Regions from separate parts of the Homo sapiens genome. Here region 1 is linked to region 2. A link is an interaction called in ENCODE POLR2A ChIA-PET data of the cell type or tissue named here. Cell type or tissue: PC-3. All regions are shown on one strand. Links, peaks and the distances in the headings refer to the core of each region. The heading gives the core; the rest is flanking DNA.

Region 1 (11,762 bases), core at 4,612-7,111, 59 kb after region 2:
AGTGCCCTCGTTGAATAAATCCGTTCTCCTACTCACTCCACTAAAAAGAGGAGGGATTGAGGGTGCAGAAGAAAGCAGCAGATGCAGTCTCCTCTCCTGAAGAACACTGTGAATTGTCACCCACGTTCAAAGAGGGTCTAATTGTAAATCTAACACCCTGCCTTGTGACATTCAGAGCCTGTGGCTTGTGGCATTTGGACCCAGGCTCATATTTGAAATCGCTCTTGTTTATTTCTGTTCAGGGATTATTTGCTGAAAGGGAAAGTTGTGTGTGTGTGTGCGCGCACACACGTGTGCGTGTACTTAGTGCAATTTTATTTTATTTAAAATTTGCATTTAAAATGTATTAAAATTATTTTATTTTAATATTATTTTAAATTTGCATTTAAAATACATGTGTGTGTCTATACACACATACATATATTTAGTGCAATTTTAAATGCAAATTTTACTGTCATTTCCAGCCTCTAACACGTGCGCATACACACACACAAACACACACCATTCTTTAAAACATTTCATTGTCTCCCCATGAGCTCTTATTAAAAGCCTAAACACTTCTCCAGGGAGAGAAGTTGCTTTGCTCTCCCCCATCCACCCCTCCTGCTTCATCTCTTGCCACATTGTTTTTCAACAAGGCTGGATGATTTGTAGTGTTCCAAACCAACTCTCGTTTCTTACCTTATTCCTTTTGTTGCTCTTGTCTCACCCCCACCCCCAACTCCTAGACTAGAATGTTCTTTCTCCTCCTCTTTGACCTGGAAACTCCTTCTCCATTTATTTCCTGTGTATAGGGAAACGTTCCCTGAGCTCCCCAGTTTATGTTGGGTGTCCCACTTAGGTCTTCCCATAAAGTGCTTGAGGCACTGCATTTGCTGTTTTATAAGTTTTCTGTGGGTACTGTAACAAATAACCACACTTGGCTGCTTACAACAGTGCACATTTTTTGTTATAAAGTTCTGTAGGTTAGAAGCCTGTCATGGTACCAGGGTAAAATAAACTATTCCTTACTGGAGTCTCTTGGGGAGAATTTGTTCCCTTGCATTTTCTAGCCTTTTCTAGAGGCTCTCTGCATTTCTCCACTTATAGCCCCTTTCTACACCTTCAAAACCAGCAGCACATGTCCTCCTGACTCTGTCCCACTTTCACTTATAAAGACCTTTGTGATGACATTAAGACCAACTAGATGACCCAAGATAATCTCCCCATCTCAACATCCTCAACTTGATCACATCTGCAAAGTCTCTTTTCCACATAAGATAACATATTCACAGGGGCTAAGGATTAGGACATGGACTTCTTTGCAGGAGGGCATTATTCTGCCTACCATAGTTTTGTACCTAGGTCAGGTCATAATTCAAACATTAATTAGGTTTTGTTATGAAATATTTCATTTTTAAGGCACAAAATCAAGAAGGCTTTGCAAAATTATAAAGGAGGCATGCTCCCATCACTTTTTTGGTGATGCCTTTCCCTGCTTTCCCTCCTGTCCTCTCACATTCCTGTGACGTCCCCATAACGCCACCCTAAGGGGTTCCTGGTATTGGATAATTTTCCAACTTCTTCCTCCTCTCCCATACCTACCGCCTTTCTACATTTTCTGTGACTTGTGGAAAGGAAAAGGGAATGCAAATGTGGAAGTTGCAGCATTGATCTTGACAAAATTTAACTGTATGAGCCCTCCAAGTCTTGCATTTTGAGCTCCAAGCTCACGATTTAGCTGACTGCTAGGGAAAACACTCTATACCTAATGTCTCTCGCAAGCTTAGGACAAAACTCCATCTATTCTGCACAGTTCACAGCTGATATGCTAAGTGTTGGGGTCCATTTTACAATTTTAAATTTCAAAGAGTTTGCACTTTAAATGGCTAGATCACATATAAGCACATAAAAATACCTATCCATGCAATTATATAATAAGCTACAATATTTTCAAGCAATAAATCATCACTGAGTATTAGTGAAGCTACTAAGTACTAGAAAACTAAGAGAAAGTACTGATTTTAGTTGGTGTTCTAGGGAAGGCCTCAAGAGGAGGTAGGCTTGGCATTGGTTTTTGAGAATAATTACCATGTTATTCTGGGAGAGCATGGAAGCCTTTAAAGGTCAGACACAGCCAAAGGCACCAGGGCAAGTCAATTTTCAGGCAGACTGGGAATCTACCAAGTAGACCAGTCCAGCCAAACCACAGGAGACTAGTGGGAGATAAAGCAGAGAAATGTAAGCAAGCCTTGAGAAACAAACAAGAAGTACAGGAAATACATTTTTCTTGTCCATCTCTGCTAAGAGAGGAAGGGAAAACAATATTGTAGGAACTGAAACTCTGGCTATTGAATGAGTTCATTAGTAAAATAATTAGCCAATGCTTATCAACAATATGTGAATGTCTACTTATGTATACAAGTCTGTCTACACAGGTGAATCTTTTTCTAGGACTCCTTTCACATAATAGGTACAGAAACCATGACATAACCAAGAGTGATATTCAGAATATGAACCTATCGGTTGAGCAGTAGTACTGACCAACCAGAAAAGCTGCCAGCCATAATAGACAACTGGCGAGTAGGAACCCAGGTGAACCAGCAAAAAGTCAGCCCTGGACATCATTATTTAAAATGATTGCTGCTCTCTTAGCAAAACTAAATATCCTGTTGGAAATGTCTTTTCAAAGCACCCAGTTGGAGTTATTAAGTTCTGATTTCTGTAGGCATTCTTTCTGTTGATGAGCTTGGTTCACTTTATCTTAACAGTAGCTGGAATAATAAATAACACTTCCCTCTGCACTGTGAGCCCTTACCCCTGAGTAAAGAACTCATAGAGAAAGGTGAAACAAGACAAGAGGGTTGAGATGTGCATTCTAAATTCAGGTATTTCTAAGTTTGGAGGAGGGATGTGAAGCCCAGGATAAGGCTGTAGGAAGGCTGTGTTAGACAAGCTTATTGATTATAGGTAGAGACTGAATTTCAAGACTACTTGTCTTTGCTATTTGTTCACTTTCTCTGCCTTTATTCTCATGCTACCTTCAGTTGGTAAAGACAATTTCAATATTAACTTCAGAAGCTCATGTTGGTTTGTTTTTATTTCTTCAGCTGGAATAGAAGAAAGCTTACTGTATTCCCAGGCCAAACAAGATGAATTTTCTTTGATTATCCACTGTTTGAACCTGTCCACACACTGTAGTGAAAACCATACCTTTACAAAATATTTTTGCTTGTTTTTAAAGGTATTCTCTAATAGTCTATGGGATTTTGGCTTTCTATCCTTTTTGCAACAGCAGTGTTTTGGGGGATAATTGTGGTTTGATACCTATATCCCTGTTTCTTGGTTTTTGTTTTTGTTTTTTCTTTGAAATATTATCTTTCTTGATGGTTTGGTAAGTGGTTGATATCAAAATAAAAATTTTGGGAAAAGAAAAATAATGTCTTCATGTTAGCTCAAGTAATAGTGGGGAGTTAATATTAGGGTCCACATGGCAATAAGGAAGATGGAGAGCTCATCCAGGTCCCAAAGCAAGAACCCTGCAATCGCTGAGATTCCTGGAGACTGGATAAGGATGGAAGAGCTTTAGGGTTTCAGCTAGAGTCTGGGGATTCTCCCTCGAAGCTTTACCCAGCATTAATGCGGCATCTCTGCTTCTATGAGGATGGCTCCTGGTGTCTTGCCACTATTGAGTGGCTTCCTTACCCCTTGTCCTGTGACTCTTCAGTGGCCATGAAGTGTTGTGTAAAGCAGTGTTCAGGTTAGCTAGTCGACCTTAGGCAAGTGACATAGCCTCTCTGGCTTCAGTTTCTGTAAAATGGGCTCTAACTTTCATGAATCCTTGCAACCTCAGCCATGGCGACACACTGCTAGATTATTTTTGTTCTTATCAGTTTGAATTTTTGAGAGTGAAGATTTGATTAAACCTGCTTTCTCCTCTTTAGGATGAGCTATTCATAGATCACCTCAAAAGTCACAGGCCATGCTTTGGCTTGGCTGCCGTTGGGATGGGTGCCCATCACTTTCTGTCTGTCTTCTAAGACTTAGTAACTACTTGGTGGTTGCCCATGACAGAGCAAATGCCTGCCTAGGGCCCTTCCCTCAACAGGGGCTATGGGTGTAACAAGCCCTTCAAATGAAAACTAGGGCTGGGGGGCACCATGACTGTGGCTTCAAGTACAAAGAAGATAAGGACTGAGGCCAAAGAATTCAACTTGGGGCCAGGTGGGGGCAGGTGGCATCTGGAGGAAGGATTAGAGTCTTTAAGAAAATCACTAAAGAAGGAAAGAAAGAACTCAAAAGTTAAAAAACTATAATTATCTCCCAGCTGTTAGGAACTGTATTTCTCTTTTTTAGCCATAGTTAAATGCTTTAAATTATTACCTAAGTAGGCAATAAATCTCTACATTTATATATCTGTGTATGTCAAACTTCACACACATGTAAACAGTGATTAATAAATTATTATACTAATAATGCACAAAACTAATAACATTAGAATTTGGGTATTTTTTTTTCTGTAAAATGACTAAGTTATTTTATGCCCAGATTGGTAGAGATTCTGCAGAATCTGTTAATTTTGGGTACTTTTTGATATAGTCTTTAGTCATTTTTAAAAATAGTCCTTGCTTTTGGAAACAAAACTATATTCCTTATCATTGTTAATGTTATTGCTGTATATTTTTATAATGTTGCCTACAAACCTGTTTTTCTTTAGATACTTATGACATTTGTAGGATGTTTATCTTCTTCAGCAATTATTTTTTATTTTGCCTTTCCTAAATTCAAGCCTCAAATTCAGAATAATAAAGCCATTAAGATGTCTTTCATACCTCAATTGTCTTTGGGTTTCTTAAAATGGACATTAGGTAACACTAAGATCTATTTGTTTACCCTACAAAAGAAAAGGCAATAGAAATAATTGGGTTTGAATAAAATTCCCTAAATTTTAAGTAAGATACTTGGTCTGTTTTCATACTGTTATAAAGATGCTACCTGAGACTGGGTAATTTATAAACAAAATAGGTTTAATTAACTCAGTTCTGCATGGCTGTGGAGGCCTCATGAAACTTATAATCATGTCAGAAGGTGAAGGGGAAGCAGGTACCTTCTTCACAAGGCGACAGGAGAGAGAGAGGGAGGAAGCACCAGACACTTATCAAACAGTCAGATCTCGTGAGAACTCACTCACTATCACAAAAACAGCATGAGGGAAACTGCCCTCATAATCTGATCACCTCTCACCGGGTCTCTCCCTCAACATGTGGGGATTACAATTCGGATTACAATTTGAAATGATATTTGGGTGGGGACACAGTCAAAGCACATCAGTAATTCAAAACTCTTTTGCAATGTCTTTTCTTTACCAAACTTATGATAATTCAAAATAACTGACAAAGCAAAATGAGAATTATCTTCCTAGATTAATTATACATAACACATATATACTAACAAACATCTTTTTATGATTATATACTTTTTAAGTTAAAAAACATCAAGCTCCTGTTGAAGCACAAAGACTGTAACAATAACTGTCTATGAAAAGATTTTTACTAAAGGAATTTAGACTCACAAATCATTTTCTCTTTTGTTCATGGAAAGTCTGAACAAGCACTGGAGGTACTGAGTCATTTACAAGGAATCATCAGAGGTCTTTTTGCTTCCGTTTTGTTTGTTTTTTTGTTTTTGTTTTGAGATGGAGTCTCGCTGTGTCACCCAGGCTGGAATGCAGTGGTGCAATCTCGGCTCACTGCAACTTCCACCTCCCAGGTTCAAGCGACTCTCCTGCCTCAGCCTCAGGCGCCACCACGCCCAGCTATTTTTTCTATTTTTAGTAGAGACGGGGGTTTCGCCATATTGGCCAGGCTGGTCTCGAACTTCTGAGCTCAAGTGATCTGCCTACCTCGGCCTCCCAAAATGCTGGGATTATAGGCCTGAGCCACCATACTCAGCCCTTTTTGCTTCTTTAAATCTCTCGTTAGGACCAGCAACCAAGGCATCTCCTCCTTATCTAAAAGCTATAGCAGCAATAGCAAAGTGTATTTGTTTTTTAAAATTTAACTCAGTGGATTTAGTCCTAGGGTTTCCACAAAATGTAACTGTATTAGGCCGTTCTTGTATTGCTATACAGAAACACCTGAGACTGGGTTATTTGTAAAGAAAAGAGGTTTAATTATCTTACGGTTCTGCAGGCTGTGCAGGAAGCATAGCAGCTTCTGCTTCTAGGGAGGCCTCAGGGAACTTACAATCATGGCGGAAGGAGAAGCAGACAAGTCATATGGTGAAAGCAGAAGCGAGAGAGAAGAAGGGAAGTGCCACACACTTTTAAACAACCAGATCTCATGAGTACTCTATCACTATCATGAGGACAGCATCGGGGATGGTGCCAAACCATTTATGAGAAATCCCCCCCCTCTAATCCAATCACCTCCCACTAGGCCCCATCTCCAATTTTAGGGATTACATTTCAACATGAGATTAGGGCGGGTCAAATATCCAAACTATTATCAGTAGTATTTCTCAGTTCTATACAGATTTTCTGATTGTCCTGCTGACTGCAAACACTCAGCCATTTATACAGCTCGTTTCTTGACCTCCTATGAAATATTGTTCATTTCTCTTCACACATCACTACTCGTTACTGCAACACTCTATAGCCAGTCTTTCTCTTCCCTCACCCTAAGGAGCAGGAACTTACCTCTCCTGCACAGAGAGACTTCTTTGAATAATGCTGATTAAATTTTGTTTGATGATGATGGTTTCTACTTAAAAAGAAAAAGTAAAAATTGCATACTAGGCTACATTAGCACAGATGTGTGTTTACCCTTAACATATTAGCTTCTCCCAGAAAGTAACATAGTTCAAACAGTTCGATTAATTGCCTTTGCCTGGGCATGCTGACTGACCAAAGATAAAATAGCAAGTATTTATACTAATAATAGGTATGATTTGAAGTTAATAGACTTTGAAATTTCCTGAGGCTATCCTTGCTACAATGGTCAGTTTGTTTTCTTCAGAGACATTCCAGCCTGCTTTGCAGAAATTATATAATTCTATTTAATGAGCCTGCCCACCTTAAGGGGTCAATGTCTTATTTCTGTGGTTCCCAGTAGAATCTGTGACCCTCTGTCACTACTTCTTAAGAAAGCATGATTTCTGCTCTAAGCTAGTTTAAATTTAAATTCATAACCCAAGGGAAAGTTTATGTTTTAGCAAACACTTTTTGCTGTGCCTTTATAAATTCTAGAGGTCACATTGAACGGTTCAGGACCAGGATAAAGGAGAAAAGCATCCAGGTCTCTAGAAAAGGCCAGCTGAACTTTGGGACATCCTGGGATGATAACTGAGGCCTCTGCTTCAGGGTCTAATAACAGAGTGGGTGGCCCTTTGGTTTCTCACACTCACTGGGTTGCAGCTGGCTGATGCATCTCTTTCAGATTCTTAAATGCTACTTTACAGCCCTTGTTACACCAGAGGTTTGAATAACTCATCCTGTAACAAAAAGAACAGAAGACATTAACCTTCCCCCAACTACAGGCAACATTCGCTGGACAACCTCCTGATCAGCAAAATCATAGCAATGGTAAAATGCTGTATATCCTAGACTAATGCCCTGTGGTCTAATATTGCTTACCTTTGGTCTAAAATGGGACTAAGAAAAGAAAAAGCAGCTCCTGAGAGTCAGGAGATAACATGGTATTATCAGCTGGCCTTGGCATTGCCAGGAGAAAGGAAAATAACAGGCCAACACCATTTATGAGCATATATAGGTAAATCTCTCAGACAAAATACTATCAAATTGATTCTAGCAAGATACAAAAGGGGTAATATAACCCAACCAAGGTGAACTTGTTCCGCGGTTGCAAAAACAGTTTAACTATTAAAAATCTATCAACATAATTCTTCACATTAAGAAAATAAAGAAATGAAATGAATCATTTCAAAAATGGAGAAAGGACTTTTGTTAAAACTGGATACCTGTTCATGATTAAAAGACAAACAAAACTTATAACAAATTAAAAAAGTGAACTTCCTTAATTCAGTAAAGAATATCCACAAAACTTCGTAGAAAATATCACACTTAATGGTCCTCTAATCTGAGATCAGAAATGAGGTAAGAATACTTCCATCACAGTTGTTGTTTTGTTTTGTTTTGTTTTGTTTTGTTTTTGAGATAGAGTCTCACTCAGATGCCCAGGCTGGAGTGCAGTGGCACAATCTTAGCTTACTGCAACCTCCACCTCCTGGGTTCAAGCAATTCTCCTGCCTCAGCCTCCAGAGTAGCTGGGACTACAAGTGTGCACCACTACACCTCGCTTTTTTTTTTTTTTTTTTTTTTGTATATTTACTAGAGACGAGATTTCACCATGTTGGCTAGGCTGGCTCGAACTCCTGACCTCAAGTGATCCACTTGCCTCACCCTCCCAAAGTGCTGGGATTACAAGCATAAGCCATTGTGCCTAGCCTCATCAAAGCTTTATGCAATATTATATTGCAGATCTTATCCAGTGAAATAAGTCAAGAAATGGAAATAAAATATATAAAGATTAAAAAGGAAAAAATATGTGTCATATATAGATAACGTGACTATATATGTGGAATGTCCATAAAAATCTATAGATAAATTTTTTAAGTTAAGAAGTAAATTCATCCATGTTGCTGGATGCATGGTTAATATACACACACACAAAATTAATCAATTCTGCTTCTGTAAAAAAACAATAAACAAGTAGAAAATAACAAGTTTTAGAAAGATACCGTTTACAATAGCATTAGTAAACAATAGCATAAATAAAATACTTGGAATAAATAAAACCAAAGAAATGCAAGACCTTTACACAAAAAACTGTAAAACAGGCTGAGCCAAACTGCAGAAGGCCTAAAGAAAATGGAGGGATATACTATGTTCATAGATTGGAGCACTGATTCATAAAGTGGAAGATGTACTATCAAAATGCCAGTTGTTTCTCATATTGATCTCTGCAGATTTAAAAAAATTACAATCAACATGATGACATTTTAATATTTGAAGTTGACAAGTTATTTATTAAATTTATATGGAAATGAAAACATCCATAAACAGTCAAGACAAACTTGAACAAAAATGGACTAAGTTGGACTTACACAGTCAGATATCAAGGCTTAATAGAAAGCTAAGGTAATTAGCTTTGTAAATGGCCAAAATATAGACAAACCCACAAACTGAGTAGGATAGAAAGTCTAGATATCCACATATATCCAGTCACATGATTTATAAAACGGAAAGGGTTACACTATAATTGGAAAAGACTTTTTTCCAATTACAGTGCCACCAACTAAGAAAAAAATGAATCTTGCACTTTACTTCACACCATACGTGTATATTAATTCCAGCAGCATTGTAGATCTAAATATGAAAGACAAATCAACAAAACTTCTAGCAGTTAACATAGAAGAATATCATCACAATTTTGGCATATGCAAACTTTCTTAAATAGGATACCAAAATCACACACTATGAAGGATAAGATTAACAAATGTTACTACATTAAAATTAATAAGTTCTGTTCATTAAATTAGATCCAGAGAATGAAACTTAAGTCACAAAGTGGTATAACACACAGTTAAATACTGTATAGAAGTTAGAATAAATTAGCTCTTCCTGCATACAACAGCACAGGTGAATCTCATAAACATGTTAGAGAAAGAAGCCAGACACAAAAGTGCACACGTTAAATTCATTAATATAAAGCTCAAAAAGTGAAAAAACAAATTTGCGGTGTCAAAAGTCAAAACACTGGTTACTTTTGGGTGCACAGTGCCTGGGAGGGGGCAAAAGGGAGTCTTCTCTTCCAGGGTGCTGGTACTATTCTATTTCCTGTTTTGGGTAGTATTGACCTTGTAAAAACATTTCACATTTTACCTAGGCTTTTTGTACATTCTGTATGCTTGTTATACTTCACTTAAAATGTTCAATAAAAACAAAGACAATCTTCTCTTATTCCCACTTCCTCTACCAGTTACCTTTCCATTTCTTTGTACCATATATAGCAAAACTCCTAAAAAGAGTTGTTATTACCTCCAATTTCTGTTTACTTACTCTCTCTTAAACCCATTCCAATCAGGCTTCTCCTCACCCCCCAACCCCCACATCATACCAACAAAACTGTTGTTGTCATGGATACTGATGACCGCCACATTGCTAAGTCCAGTGGTCACTTCTCAGTTCTCACTTCACTTCACCTGTCTGCAGTATTTGGTGCAGTCGTCTCTCTATCCCAATAGACGTGGATGCCTTCTCTTGGCTCTCAGGACACCACTCTCCCAGTGTTACTCTTACTTCGCTGGCAGTTTCTGTTGGTATCCTTTAATGAGTCCTCCTCGTTTTCTCAAACTCTTCATTTTGGAAAGTCCTAGCCACTCAGTACTTGGTCTGCCTTGCCCCTCCATCTAAGCTCACTTCCTTGATTAAATGCCATTTATGTACTGATGACTCACAAACACAAATCTCCCAGCTTGGGCCTCTCCTCTGAGTCCAGACTCGTGTTCCCAGTTGCCTGCTCAACATCATTACTGGGATGTCCAACAGACCCTTAAACGTGGCATGTTCAAAGCGGAACTCATGATCTTACCACAAACCTGCTCTACCGCAATCTTCTTCACTCGGTAGAGGGAAAACTTTATAATTCCAGTCATTTAGGCCACAAAATCTTTACATCATCCTTGAATTTCCTCTTTCTGTTATATTTCCCATATGTTTCCTATCCTACCAGTCTATCAGAAAATACTATAGGCTCTACCCTCAAAATACATCCATCCCTTCGCTACCACCCTGGAATAAGTCATCATTGTTCCTAGCTCAAATAACAATAGCTTCCTAACTGTTGCCCCTGTTTCCACTCTTGCCTCCTTAAAATCTATTCTGGATCATTACTAGAGTGATCCTCAAGAACATGAATATAATCAGGTCACAGTGCCAAAATTCTTGCAAGGATCTGCAAAGACCTGGTCCCTACTCCCTCTCTGTTCTCGTCTCCTCCTCTCCCTTCTCCCCAACTCCCTCCACCCTGACTCCTGGCTATTCCTTGAGTGTGTCTGGCAGGCTCTGGCTTTACACTCTTTGCACCATTGGTTGTTTGCTATGCCTGGAGTATCCTTTGGGTATCTGTATGCTGAATTCCCTCACCAATTTCAAATCTTTGCTCAAATGCCACCTTGATGACATCTTTCTAATCCTCTTATTTAATGCAGAAGACCTCTTTCCACTATACGCTGATCTAATTTTCTTTCTTATTTTTATAAAGAACTGATCACCCTCTAACACCCTAGATATTTCTTTGGGTGTTTTATTTACTGCCTATTTTCTGCCTTCCCCCGCCTTTGTGTCCACTGGTATATCTTCAGCAATATGTGGCATATAAGATGTACTCAATAGTGTTTCTACAATGAATTAATTTGTGAGATTAGAATAGCAGAAGGAAGAGTAGGTTTTAAAGGAAAATTGAGTGTTTCTTTTTAAAACTTTTTATCTAAAATGCCTCCCAGATATCCAGTTGCAGACAGCTAACAATTACATATCTCAATGTATTAGACTAAAGTTCTAAACTGGATACAAATATATATATGAATTATTAAATGTATATGAAAATATAGAATGGGTGAAATAATCTAGGGAGTGAGTGTAGATGGGAAATATTTAGAAAAGGGTGTATCAAAGACCGAGAAAAACAACCAATACATTTGGAGAAATACTAGATGTATGTAGCTCTGAAATTTTGTATTTCTTGGTAAATTTCATGATGCGA
Region 2 (11,762 bases), core at 6,182-8,681:
ATGAATTTCAGACCCACCTCAGACCTTCTTATCCAATAAATTCAAGAGTATAATTAGAAGTACATTATTTGGAATAAAACTGAACTAGTGTTTCTTTTCCTATATTTCCTGTGAAGTACTATTTTAGCTGAATAAATATTATTCCCCCTTGTAATCTTGTTTTTTCACTGAGAAGTGTTTTTTTTTTCATAAAAAAATATTTCAAATGATAATTTTATGATAGTGGATATAGGAAACAATCCATACATGACGAATAAATGATAAGGCTGATGGTATTATAAAGACAGCTACTCGGGAGGCTGAGGCAGGAGAATCGTTTAGTTTTGGGAAGGGCTATTATAATTTAACCTATAAAGTAAATTTCTCCCAAAGTTAGCTTGGCCCACACTCAGGAACGACCAAGGGCAGTTTCGAGGCAAGATAGATAGTTAGGTCAGATCTCTTTCACTGTCATAATTTCCTCACTGTTATCATTTTTGCATAGGTGGTTTCACCACTGTATTTCCATGTTCAAAAATGAGTATAGTGAAATCAAAATAAAAACCAACAGTGTCTTTCCACTTTTGACCTTAGAATAAGTTATTCTAATGGAAATCATCAAGATTGTCAGGTCAGTTAAATAAGCCCATTCCAAAATCTGAAATTTATTACAATCCAGCATGATGAATGAGGTATAAAAGGAATCTGGTCTCCTAGTAAAAGATGGATTCTCTTACTACACTGCAAATACTTAAAGCAGGACTCATGATCCTAATTTTCCTACAAGTGTGCCTGAAAATGTATCATGAAGAAATTCTTCAATGTGACATAAAGTCATAAATAATAAATGTATGATAAACAGATTTTTAGCAGGGAAGTTTGTCTGAACTGAGTTCTCACAATGGTAGTCCAGCTGGTGAAAGATCAACTCATTTCAGCAAAATATTGATTTTATCAGTATTTGTTGTTTCTTACTGTCATCCACAAAATAACACAGGCAGTCATCCAGGAAGCTATGTGTTGATTAAAGTGGCAAAAATAGAGAGATTTCTATAGCTGGGAAATTTCTTAGACCACCATGTGAGCAAGTAGAATGAATATCAATAGCCAAGTCAAAAGGTTCAAATTTTTGCTTCACAGTTAGCAGCTGGGCAAATTACTCAACCACTCTCAGTATCTTTCTCTGTAAAACAGGAATAATCTGCTTCTGAGGGCCTTGGGGAAGATAAAATAAATTAATACAAGTAAAGTGCTTAGACTTGTTGCTGGTATAAGGTAACTATGCCCTAAATGTTAACAGATAAATATACCTTCAAAATAAGCAAGCAATAAAAATGTTTCCAAAAATACCATGAAGCGTAAAACTCACACACAGTTACACAACAATTCAAGGATTACAGTACTTGGATAAATTTATAAATACATTACATCATCTCATTTTTATATACCTTCAAATATTTATAGACAACACTGATATTTCACATTCCATAATGAAAGAGTCAGCATCTTTTCTGAGCAAATATTTAAAGTTATACACTAGAGAGGAAGATCAAAGGCCTAAAGGAAATTCATCCTTTAGGGGGACCAAGGTCTCTCATTATACATTTAATTGAAGTTTGTTCTTTCCTGACTGTATGTCTGCATTTCTGCAAGTCAGAATTTGTTCTATTCACTGCAATCACAAACTCCACCTACAAAGAAGGCATGTATCAGAATTTAAGCAAACTTTCACAAATACACTATATATATCTTTCCAATTCATAAATTCAGATTCTTTCTGGCTGCAGACAGCAGTCATTATTCCTTTGAGCCTATAATATATACATTTTCATGGAAGTATGAGCTAACAGCATTATTTTTCTATCCCCCCAATATTTTATTTAGATACTATTAATAACTATCAAGAAGAAAATTAGTCACAAAGGCAGAGGAAACCATGTGCATCCCTGTGCGTTTGTGTGTACAGGTTACCTCTAGAAACCAATTTTTAATCCCAGAACTAAGAAGAACAGTCATTCTCTGATGTGTGGTGAGGCAGCCATGATTCTCAACTTCAGAGGGGCATATGGGTTGGGGAATTAGCTAAAAGGAATCTGCTCTTTCTCCTGCCCATAATTCAGTCAAGTATAATTCTCCCACAAACAATGGATCAGGAGATGAACTTATGTCACTGTACGATCTTTCCTATCATCCAAAAGTTAACTTTCAAATATGTTTGCTCATTCATACATATACATGCCCTTCATACATATATATGCAGGAAATGTATGTTCATTCATACACATATACACTCTCCCTTCTATTTATACTCTTAAAAACCACTATAAAAAAGTCAGAATTGACAATCTTAAAACAATCCCAGTAGAAAAAAAAATCTGAAAACAAGATTCAGATTTTTTTTTTTTTTTAATTTAAAGCAGAATCTGTCTTCCATCATGAGAAGGCACCTGGTTTCTTCAACTATTTGGTAAGTTTTGAAGAGTCCATCCATTAAATATAGATTTGTTTGATTTTCTGAAATGTCATCTTCTTGCAAAGCCATTGGTATGTAATAAGTTCCATTTAAATAATGGCATTTTGCCATTTTAACATGAAACTTGGGCTGTGTTTCAGAGAATAAATAAGACTCACGCAGTCTTTCTAAATCAGATCTTCATCCAGCCAGTTCATTTCCGTAACCTAATCAACATTAAATAAGGGGAAACACCTTCGGTCTTCAATTCACTGTAGAAAAGACAACACGATGATCAAAATGGAGAATGTTAAACTCTAGTGATTATGGCTAGACTACCATACTCAACTACCACAATACTATTCACATCAAATCTGAACTAACTGCTTTGTTCTAAGAGATGTGTTAATAGATGTATTCTGACCAGTTCCCCATGATATACAGTAGAATCGCATTGTGAAAGCATTTAATGCATGCAAATTCTGCTAGATGTAACAGGACAAGAATGAGGGAGCATGAGGGAAGCCGGAGAGAGGAAGAGCCTGTATCTGCCATTCCACCTGGTGAAGACATTCCCCAGAGTGAGTTGGAGATGACAAAACACAAATCAACTGTTCCCCCAGGCTATTTTAGTTCAATGCATTTTGCATAGCCTGAATTTATTTCCTCACTGTGTGATTCTAGTATTTAAAACTGTAAGTATGTGTGTGTATATATATACATATGTACACAGACATATGTATGCATGCACACACATATATACATATGCATATTTTATTATTGTTGTTTAACAACATGGCCCCTCATCTCAAGCAAACCACTCAAGAAACATCAGGCTGGATGCAGTGGCTCATGACTGTAATCCCAACACTTTGGGAGGCTGAGGTGGGATGATCACTTGAGCCCAGGAGTTCAAGACCAGCCTAGGCACCATAGCAAGATGCTGTTTTCCACAAAAAGAAAATAGCCAGGTGTGATAGTGTGCCTGTAGCCCTAGCTACTGGGGAGGCTGAGGTGGGAGAATCCCTTGAGCCCAGGAGTTTGAGGTTAAGATGAGCTATGATTGCACTGCTGCACTCCAGCCTGGGCCACAGAGTGAGGCCCTGTCAAAACAGAAAAACAAAGAGAATGAAAGGAAGTGGAGGGGAGGGGAGGGACTAGTTGGGAAGAGGGGAGGGGAAAGGAAGGGCAGAGAGTGGGAAGGAGGGTAGGGGAGGAAGGGGAGAGAAAGAAAGGAGAGGGAAGAGGGGAGGGAAAGGAAGGGAAGAAGGAAGGAAGGAAGGAAGGAAGATCTATATGTTCTAAAGCTCAAGTAAAAAAGAAAAAACCTTTTTTGTTTGTATTCCCTGAGAGAATGTGTAGAGATTTGCCAAGATTAAATTTTTATGTGTACATAATTTTCTAATTTCAGTCTTAACAGTTATCTTTATACTCAAATCTCTCCCTAGAGTTAATTCCATTGTATATTTGTGAATCCAGATTTACCAAACCAAACTACCACTTACATTTTTCAAGCAACCAATGGGCCATATTTTATTTTGCAAATGTGAGTCCTGCCTTTATATCAGGGGTGCCCATGACTGGTGCCATGGACTGGTACCAGTCTATGGCCTGTTAGGCATAGGACTACACAGCAGGAGGTGAGCAGTGGGCAAGAGGGCGAAGCTTCATCTGTATTTACAGCCACTCCCCATCGCTCACATTACCTCCTGAGCTCCACCTCCTGTCAGATCAGCAATGGCATTAGAGTCTCATAGGTGCACGAACCCCATTGTGAACTGTGCATGCGATGGATCTAGGTTGCGTGCTCCTTATGAGAATCTAATGCCTGAACATCTGTCTCACCCCCAGATGGGACTGGCTAGTTGTAGGAAAACAAACTCAGGGCTCCCACTGATTCTACATTATAGTGAGTTTATAATTATTTTATTATACATTACAATGTAATAAAAATAGAAATAAATGTAATGCACTTGAATCACCCCGAAACTATCCTCTCCACCCTGGTCCATGGAAAAACTGTCTTCCATGAAACTGGACCCTGGTTCCAAAAAGGTTGGGGACTGCTGCTTTACATAATTAATACGAGAATTTCTATCAAAAATCACAGAACAAAGGGGACATTCAGTCTCATTTCACCACTTCAATTAGGAAATTTCCCCCATTTGGCCTTTCCCAAGTCACAGGGAGAAGAAAAATCTTTAAACAGTAAACCTTTAACTATTAATTAGTTAAATACTAATTAATAGCTGTAGCTAAAGCGTTGGCCAAAAAAAGCATTCTCTTCAACATGACCCCTATATACCAGCCAGAGTCTCAGCATTCAATACTAGAGTAGTTACCATATGAAGATAACCAGCTGTTTCATTGTCTGCTCCATTCTGGCCCCATTCCCTCCAGGGTCCAAGCAGCTGGGACTGGCCATAGTGCTTCACCATCCCAATGGGAATGGTAAAGATGGAAGGGAGCAAAATATTAGCCATCCTTCCTTCCCTTAGAATGTCACGCTTGCCCTCCTAGTCCAAACTTTTCACATCTTCCCCAACTGAAGTGACTCGACTCTCCCTGCTTCTGAAATGTAGGCATTTCCTCTCCTCCTGGGAAACCTCTGAGGCTTCATTTCTTTTATTTTCTAGAAGTTGCAGGGCTAGTGGCCAAAAAGTTTCTAACAAGCATCTGGAGGCCAAAAGATTTTAGAGGACTTGAATCATAATAGTTTCATCTCTAGTCTCTAATTACATACATCATTAGCAAAGTGAAATACTGTTTCAGGCAGTTTTAAAGAGAGAAGAATCTTCCTGAATTCCTAGACTGATGCTAATCATAGTGGGTCTGATTTTTCCACCTCCGGCACTGGGCTGAAGAGACGTTTAGAAAATAAGATTCTTCCCTAGAGGGACTAGCTTGGGAAATTCAAAAGCTGCTAGAAGACGAAGTTTTTAATCACTTTTTGAATGATACATATAATTAGAGACTATGTTTTCTTTTAAATGATAATTTCATGGGGTTTGTGGAAATGAGATTTGAGCCCAGATTCTGATTCTGCCAACAACCACAACAAAAATTTAACTTAAAAAAATGACTTAGATGGTTTCAACCATCATTTCAATTTCTTTAGTAGGTCATCATCATCGCTTGAAATCATTCATTATTAGATAGCTGTTGAAGAACCTTGTCCTTAGCAATGCAGGAAATTAAAAAGAACTATTCTTGCCCTGGTGATATTTATATTAATAATTTATTAGAGTTGACAACATAGCAATTTCAAAAAATGCCAACAATTAAAGATTAAAATGTCCATCAATGGCATAAAAAACTTGAGCAACAGAAGAAGAAAGACAATAAAGGAGATGATCTGTAATGTCTAGGTGTTGGAGTTGAGATTGGGCTTGTTAATTAGGGCAAAGAAGAAAAAAAGAGATATCTAAATTTGTTCATTAATTTATTTAGTATTTCTGTGTTAGGCTTTGAGGATTAAATGATGAACAAGATTAACACAGTTCTGAATAGAAACTGGGAGAAAAACAGTAAACAAATGATTACATAAGCAGTGACAGACTGGAATCTTTCTTGAGTGGGTTGAATGTCTAACATGTTCAACATAGGTTGTGAAGACAGGGTGGAAGAGGACAGAGACCTTACCTTGTAGAGACAGCCTTAGATACCTTTGTCCTAGGAGTTTCAGATGAAAGTGCTACCTGGGTTTTTAGTTCTTTATTCTAAAATTGAAAAAAAATGCAGACGTCAAATAGCTAACACATTTATTAGCTACACCCTCAATGCTTCTATTCAACCCAACACCTGCCTCACTCGTTGGCAGCAAGTTTGTTATTGCAGTTATGCTATAGAACACAGAAAATAGCCAGTTGAAAGTCACTAAATATTATCTCTGAAGATGCAGATACTCCTTTAAAAATGTATAATTTACCAAGGGACTAAAATAGAGTATTCTGATTTAGCATCTGAAATTCAACAGCTGAAGTATCCATATTTTATTTTACAGAGTTTTAAAAATACAGGCAAATGAAAAGAACTTTTAAGGAACCTTGTTAAAGATACCCACAATATCAATCACATGTTCGTCTTTCTTTTGCGATCTCTTGATTATAAACCCCATGAAAATAGGTACCATCTGCTCTTTACTATTAATATAAGTTCATGGCCTCTATAGCCTCAATTTTCTTATGAAACCTTAGTTTCTTTATATCTATACTAGTGGTAAATGATACATGTCCTGCCTACTTTGTGTAAGTTGTTGGAAGAAACAAGTGTCATATGAACATAATATTTTACATCTGGAAGCACTCTCATAATTCTGGGAGTTCATGCAACAGCTAAGAACAGGAGTGGTTAGAGCACAAGTTCTCAGGTACAAATCCTAGCACAGCCACTCACTGGTTACATGACCTCATTTAGGTTACTTAACCTCTCTGTGCCTAATTTCCTCATCTGAATTACAGATATAATAATAACGCCTTCTCCACAGATTTAAAATGAGATAAAAAAATACGTCAAGTGCTCAGCTAGTGCCTGGCACAGATTTTAAGAGTAAAGGCAATTGGTTATGATTTTCTAGTCGAAGTGCCTTTTTTTTTGACAGTGTCTGGCTCCGTCACCCAGGCTGGATACAGTATCTCGGCTCACTTCAACCTCCACCTCCAAGCCTAAACCTGCCTTCCACTCAGCCTCCCGAATAGCTGGGACCACAAGTGTGCACCACTATGCCTGGCTAATTTTTGTATTTTGGGTAGAGACAGGGTTTCACCAAGTTGCTCACACTGGTCTTAAACTCCTGGACTTGAGCAGTCCACCTGCCTCAGCCTCCCGAAGTGCTGGGATTGTAGGTGTGAGCAACCGCACTCAGCCTCAAGTACCATTTTTATAACTATAAATTGAATTCCAAAGACTTCCAGTGCCCCACATCCTATTCATGCAGAGCTCAATGCCAAGCTGTTTCCTCCTGTCCAGAGCCAGTGTTTTCTCTACAACATAGTCAAGTGAGCAATTTCACTTCCCAGATCTGGAAAGTGAGACTTAAAATGGTTAGGGATCATGAGCAATGCTGAGTTGCCAGTGGGTTGCACTTTAAAGGACACACCCATATAAAAGTGTCTGCGACCAAAAGGTAGCTGGGGGGAACGATGACAAGTGATGAACAGCAGAACATCAGCTCCCTTCCCTTTCAAGGAACAGACTTAGAGAGTCATGTAATTATAGTTTAAAAGGTATTTTCTTTCTTTTTTTTTTTTTTTTTTTGAGACAGGGTCTCACTCTGTCGCCCAGGCTGGAGTGCAGTGGCGCGATCTCAGTGTTACAAGGTGTCATTTTTCTGGCCGCAAATGTTTGAGGCCAGTGGCGCCTTTGCCAGAGTTTTACTTGGTTCCGTTGGGCTCATTTTGTTCACTCAGCCTGGCAGGCTGTGAACTACTGGCCTAGGTCTCATGCCTGTCAAGGGCGAGTCAGGTGTGAAATGGTGAGGGGTGTGTGAGCAAGTGGTGTGGGGTCCGGCCACTGTGTATAGTCAAACATGCCGACTGCTACAGTGGGGCACACAGCGCCGGGTACTGGCATGGGTGCTGGCTCTGCGAGGCTGCGGCTAGACCAGGTGCACCACAAGCAGCTTCCACAGCTGGCACCGGGGAACACGGTGGCACCCAGAAGCTTGGAGATGCCAGGAACCGCAAGGCCCCAAAGAGAGAGTCACAGCCCTGGCTCAGGGAGCTCCCAGGTCTGGGCTGCCCAAAGGGCCACAGCTCTTCTTTCCTTCTCTTTGCCTGCAACATGGCGAGCAAGGGGCATGTCTCAGCCCTGTTTGTGTTACAGCTCTTTTAGCCCAGGCATCCAGTGGGTCCTGAGTTCTTGTCTGGCAACCAGGAAGAATGAGGTACCCAGACAAGTGTAGAGTGACCAAGACAAAGAGGAGCTTTACTGAGCAATAGAACAGCTCAGAGGAAACCTGCAGGGGGCAGCTCCCTTCTGCAGCCAGGGTGTCCTGACAAGTGTCCAGCTCCTAGCAGAGAAGGTAGCTCCTCTCTGCTAGGCAAGTGATCCCAACAAGTGTTCAGCTATCAACAGAGACGGTAGCTCCTCTCTACAGCTGGCTGCCCCATCGTCTGTGCAGCTCTCATCAAAGAGGAAGCCCTAGAGTGGGTGGCTCCTCTCTGCAGGCAGGTTGTCCCAATATCTGCTTGATTCTCAGTAGAGAGGAGGCCCTGGAGTGGGTAGCTCTTCTCTGCAGCTGGTCATCCCAGTGTCTGCCCAGCTCTGGCTAAGCCTGGGGCTTTCATGGCCTCAGAGGGGAAGGAAGTATGTGCTGATTGCTCCATGGGCAGCCATGAATGGGCCCACAAAAGGCAACACAAGTTCTTACTCCAGTGCATAAGACTGGCAGCCCGGCCCCCAGCATTCAGACCCTTCCTGTCCTGAAGGTGAGGACTCACTGGAGACCTGCCCCCTTCTGCCCAGGAGCCTGTCTGCCTTCTGCTGTGGTTCATAGCACCCAGGCTGTTTGTGCCAAGGGGCACCTTCAGGCCAGCACCAAGCTGCCCTCAGCACCCCCTTGGCTTCCCTCTCATGCTCAGTGGTGCCCAAAGTCCAGAGGGGGTTGAGGCAGAAGGGGGTTAGCATGTCAGCTCTAACCCGAGCATGCACACACCCAGCTGAGCTGTGACAGTGCCTGGGCTTGGCCCCAACTTTGCTCCGAGATTGGGGAGGGTGCCAACAGCAGGGAGAAGCCAGGCAGTGGGAGCAGGCACTTCCGAGCCTGCAAGGGCAAGGGGGGCCTTCCAAGGCCCCCAGGAGTGCAGGGACTCCTGAGTCTGCAGCCACAGTTCAAACAGCTGCAGCTGTGCCCAGTAGGGGTGGGGCTCTTGTGGGCTCCATGGAGAATGCAGCCCTTGCCACGCCTCCCTGCTGCAGCCAGTGAGATGGCAATAGACCCTCCAGATGGCTCATTACAGCCATCAATGGCTCACTGCAACCTCCACCTCCACTTCCTGGGTTCAAGCGATTCTCCTGCCTCAGCCTCCCGAGTAGCTAGGATTACAAGCACGTGCTACCACAGCTGGCCATTTTTGTATTTTTTTTAGTAGAGACAGGGTTTCACCATGTTGGCCACGCTGCTCTTGAACTCCTGGCCCTCCAGTGACCCGCCCGCCTCAGCCTCCCAAAGTGCTAACATTACAGGTGAAAGCCACTGCACCTGGCCTACAAGGTATTTTCTGAAATTCCACCTGATGGTTTGGATTAAGTTAATGGTTTAGAGTCAGCCTTGAATTGTGCCTCTTCTTAGCTCCCAGCATTTATCATGAATAATAACTCAAAGATGGAGCCAGTATCTTCACATGCAATCATCATTTCACTGTGAAATTTCAAGAGTGAAGCTAAGTTTCACCAAGGAAATGTACTTCAGATTTCATCAATTGATGGTGAAGATTTCCTCATATAATGAATATAAATCTATTATACACTCCAAACAAGGGCAGGCACATATTATAGGCCAAGCACGTGCCTAGAAAAAAGTCCCTCTCTATAGTACTTTACACTTGACAAAGCAATTTGAAACACACTCCCTTGATGACAAGCATGATTGAAATGAAAATATTCTGTGACAGGACAATTAGGTAAAAGCTACTTAGGTTTTCCCCAGAATAAGCTCCCAGTTTCTCGACCAATTCAGTACCAAACAATACAAAAGCATAGGAGTTATTATGTTAGACTCTCTTCAATTTATTTTAAATTCCATGCTGATTTGTTTCATCTACCAGATTTAGGCATTTAGTCTTGATTCATAGACTTTTCTGATTTTTCCTTTAACTAGGACAGTATATGCATGAGTTTTATTTAAAAACTACAAATCACTGGCCAGAATATGCCTGCCATTATTATGGCTCTGTCTAAGGATAGTTTATTGACATAGTTTTCACAAAGAATATAATTTTTGCATACTTAATATTTTAGCAACACACTCCAGAATTAAATTTAAAGGATGATGGTGCTTATATAAAGTAGGATAATCTTCAAAGTTTAGAAAATGGAGTAATTTCTGAAAATGCATTTCCCTAGGAGCAGGTCCTTAGCGAAGAAACTAGAAATGCAAGAAATATAAGATGAGTGTCAGAGCTGTAAATTAAGATGATGAAAGATATGCAAAACCAGAAAGAAAGTAAATAATTTCGGTAGAGTTAAGCAGAAATTTTCTGGTGATATTTAAAACTGGCTAAGAAGAATTAAACATTTTTTAAAAGATAGGGTTATATGAGTCAATTTTATCACCTATAGGGAGAGGAAAAAAACTGCTAGGATAGAAAGACCACCACAGGAAAAAAGGAGGTGTTTCCATTACTTGAAAGCTAGAAGTAAGGTAGAAAATATTTAATACAGTAACTGTGACAATGACTAAAATCAACGTAAAAGACTATGCAAATTTAATGTTATAACCAGGTGTTTAAAAATATATTGGCTACACATATATATTTCACAAACATGTATACACATACACACACACACACATTTAATCACCCAGTGTATTAGTCTGTACTGACGCTGCTAATAAAGATGTACCCAAGACTGGGTAATTTATAAAGGAAAGACGTTTAATGGACTCACAGTTCCACATGGCTGGGGAGGCCTCACAATCATGGCAGAAGGGAAAGGAGACGCAAAGACACGTCTTACATGGAGGCAGGCAATAAAGAATGAGAACCAAGCGAAAGGGGTTTCCCCTTAAAAAACCATCAGATCTCATGAGACTTATTCACTACCATGAGAACAGTACAGGGGAAACTATCCCCAGGATTCAAAGATCTCCCACAGGGTCCCTCCCACAACACATGGGGATTATGGGAGCTACAATTCAAGATGAGGTTTGGGTGAGGACACAGCCAAACCATATCACCCAAATACCCAGATAAGCAGATATTGATGGGCAGGCATGTGCTGCAAAATTAAGCAGACTCAAATGCAGGTTCTGCCACCTGCTTGCTGAATGATTTTAAACAGGCTGCTTAACTTCTCAGATCCTCAGTTTTGTCACTTGCAAAATGTAGTCAACATTAGCTCTCCTGGAGCAGCTTTCAGGATTAAAGAAAACAAAATACGTAGCATGACTAAACAGAGACAAACGATTTTAGCATGAATGAGAAAGTGATGCTGTCTTTATGGTTTCAAAAGTTGCTGGGTTTAAAAGGTTGTTCAAGCTCTGATGATCATTTTTCATAAACTGAATCAGTTCCTCCTGTTATTTTAGGAATTCCAAAATGGGCAGTGACCTTAAATTTGCAGTGCAAGACAGTGTACCCCTGCACATTTTATTCTAGCTTAAAAGCTTTAT

Evidence for each region. Peaks named below come from ENCODE experiments on the same cell type or tissue, not always from the same donor. Only the 100,000 strongest peaks of a DNase experiment are listed, where the experiment ranks them.
Region 1: POLR2A ChIA-PET joins it to region 2 with 16 read pairs; 2 of 35 experiments call an interaction of 5 or more read pairs at or near these places.

What each region holds. Positions count from the first base shown.
Region 1 is chr18:54,962,764-54,974,525 of GRCh38, forward strand. No RefSeq gene overlaps it. Among named protein-coding and RNA genes, the nearest start is that of CCDC68, 9.2 kb to the left of the region's middle. RefSeq lists an enhancer at 5,177-6,376. In PC-3, for the core only: no CTCF peak of the experiment used is centred there; a DNase peak (open chromatin) is centred at 5,618; H3K27ac peaks cover 1,285 bases.
Region 2 is chr18:54,901,713-54,913,474 of GRCh38, forward strand. CCDC68 (coiled-coil domain containing 68) reads right to left here. Exons shown (of 12, transcript NM_025214.3): 11 at 6,074-6,150; 12 at 1-2,703. The coding sequence ends at 2,646. Among named protein-coding and RNA genes, the nearest start is that of CCDC68, 52 kb to the right of the region's middle. RefSeq lists a silencer at 4,192-4,423. In PC-3, for the core only: no CTCF peak of the experiment used is centred there; no DNase peak of the experiment used is centred there.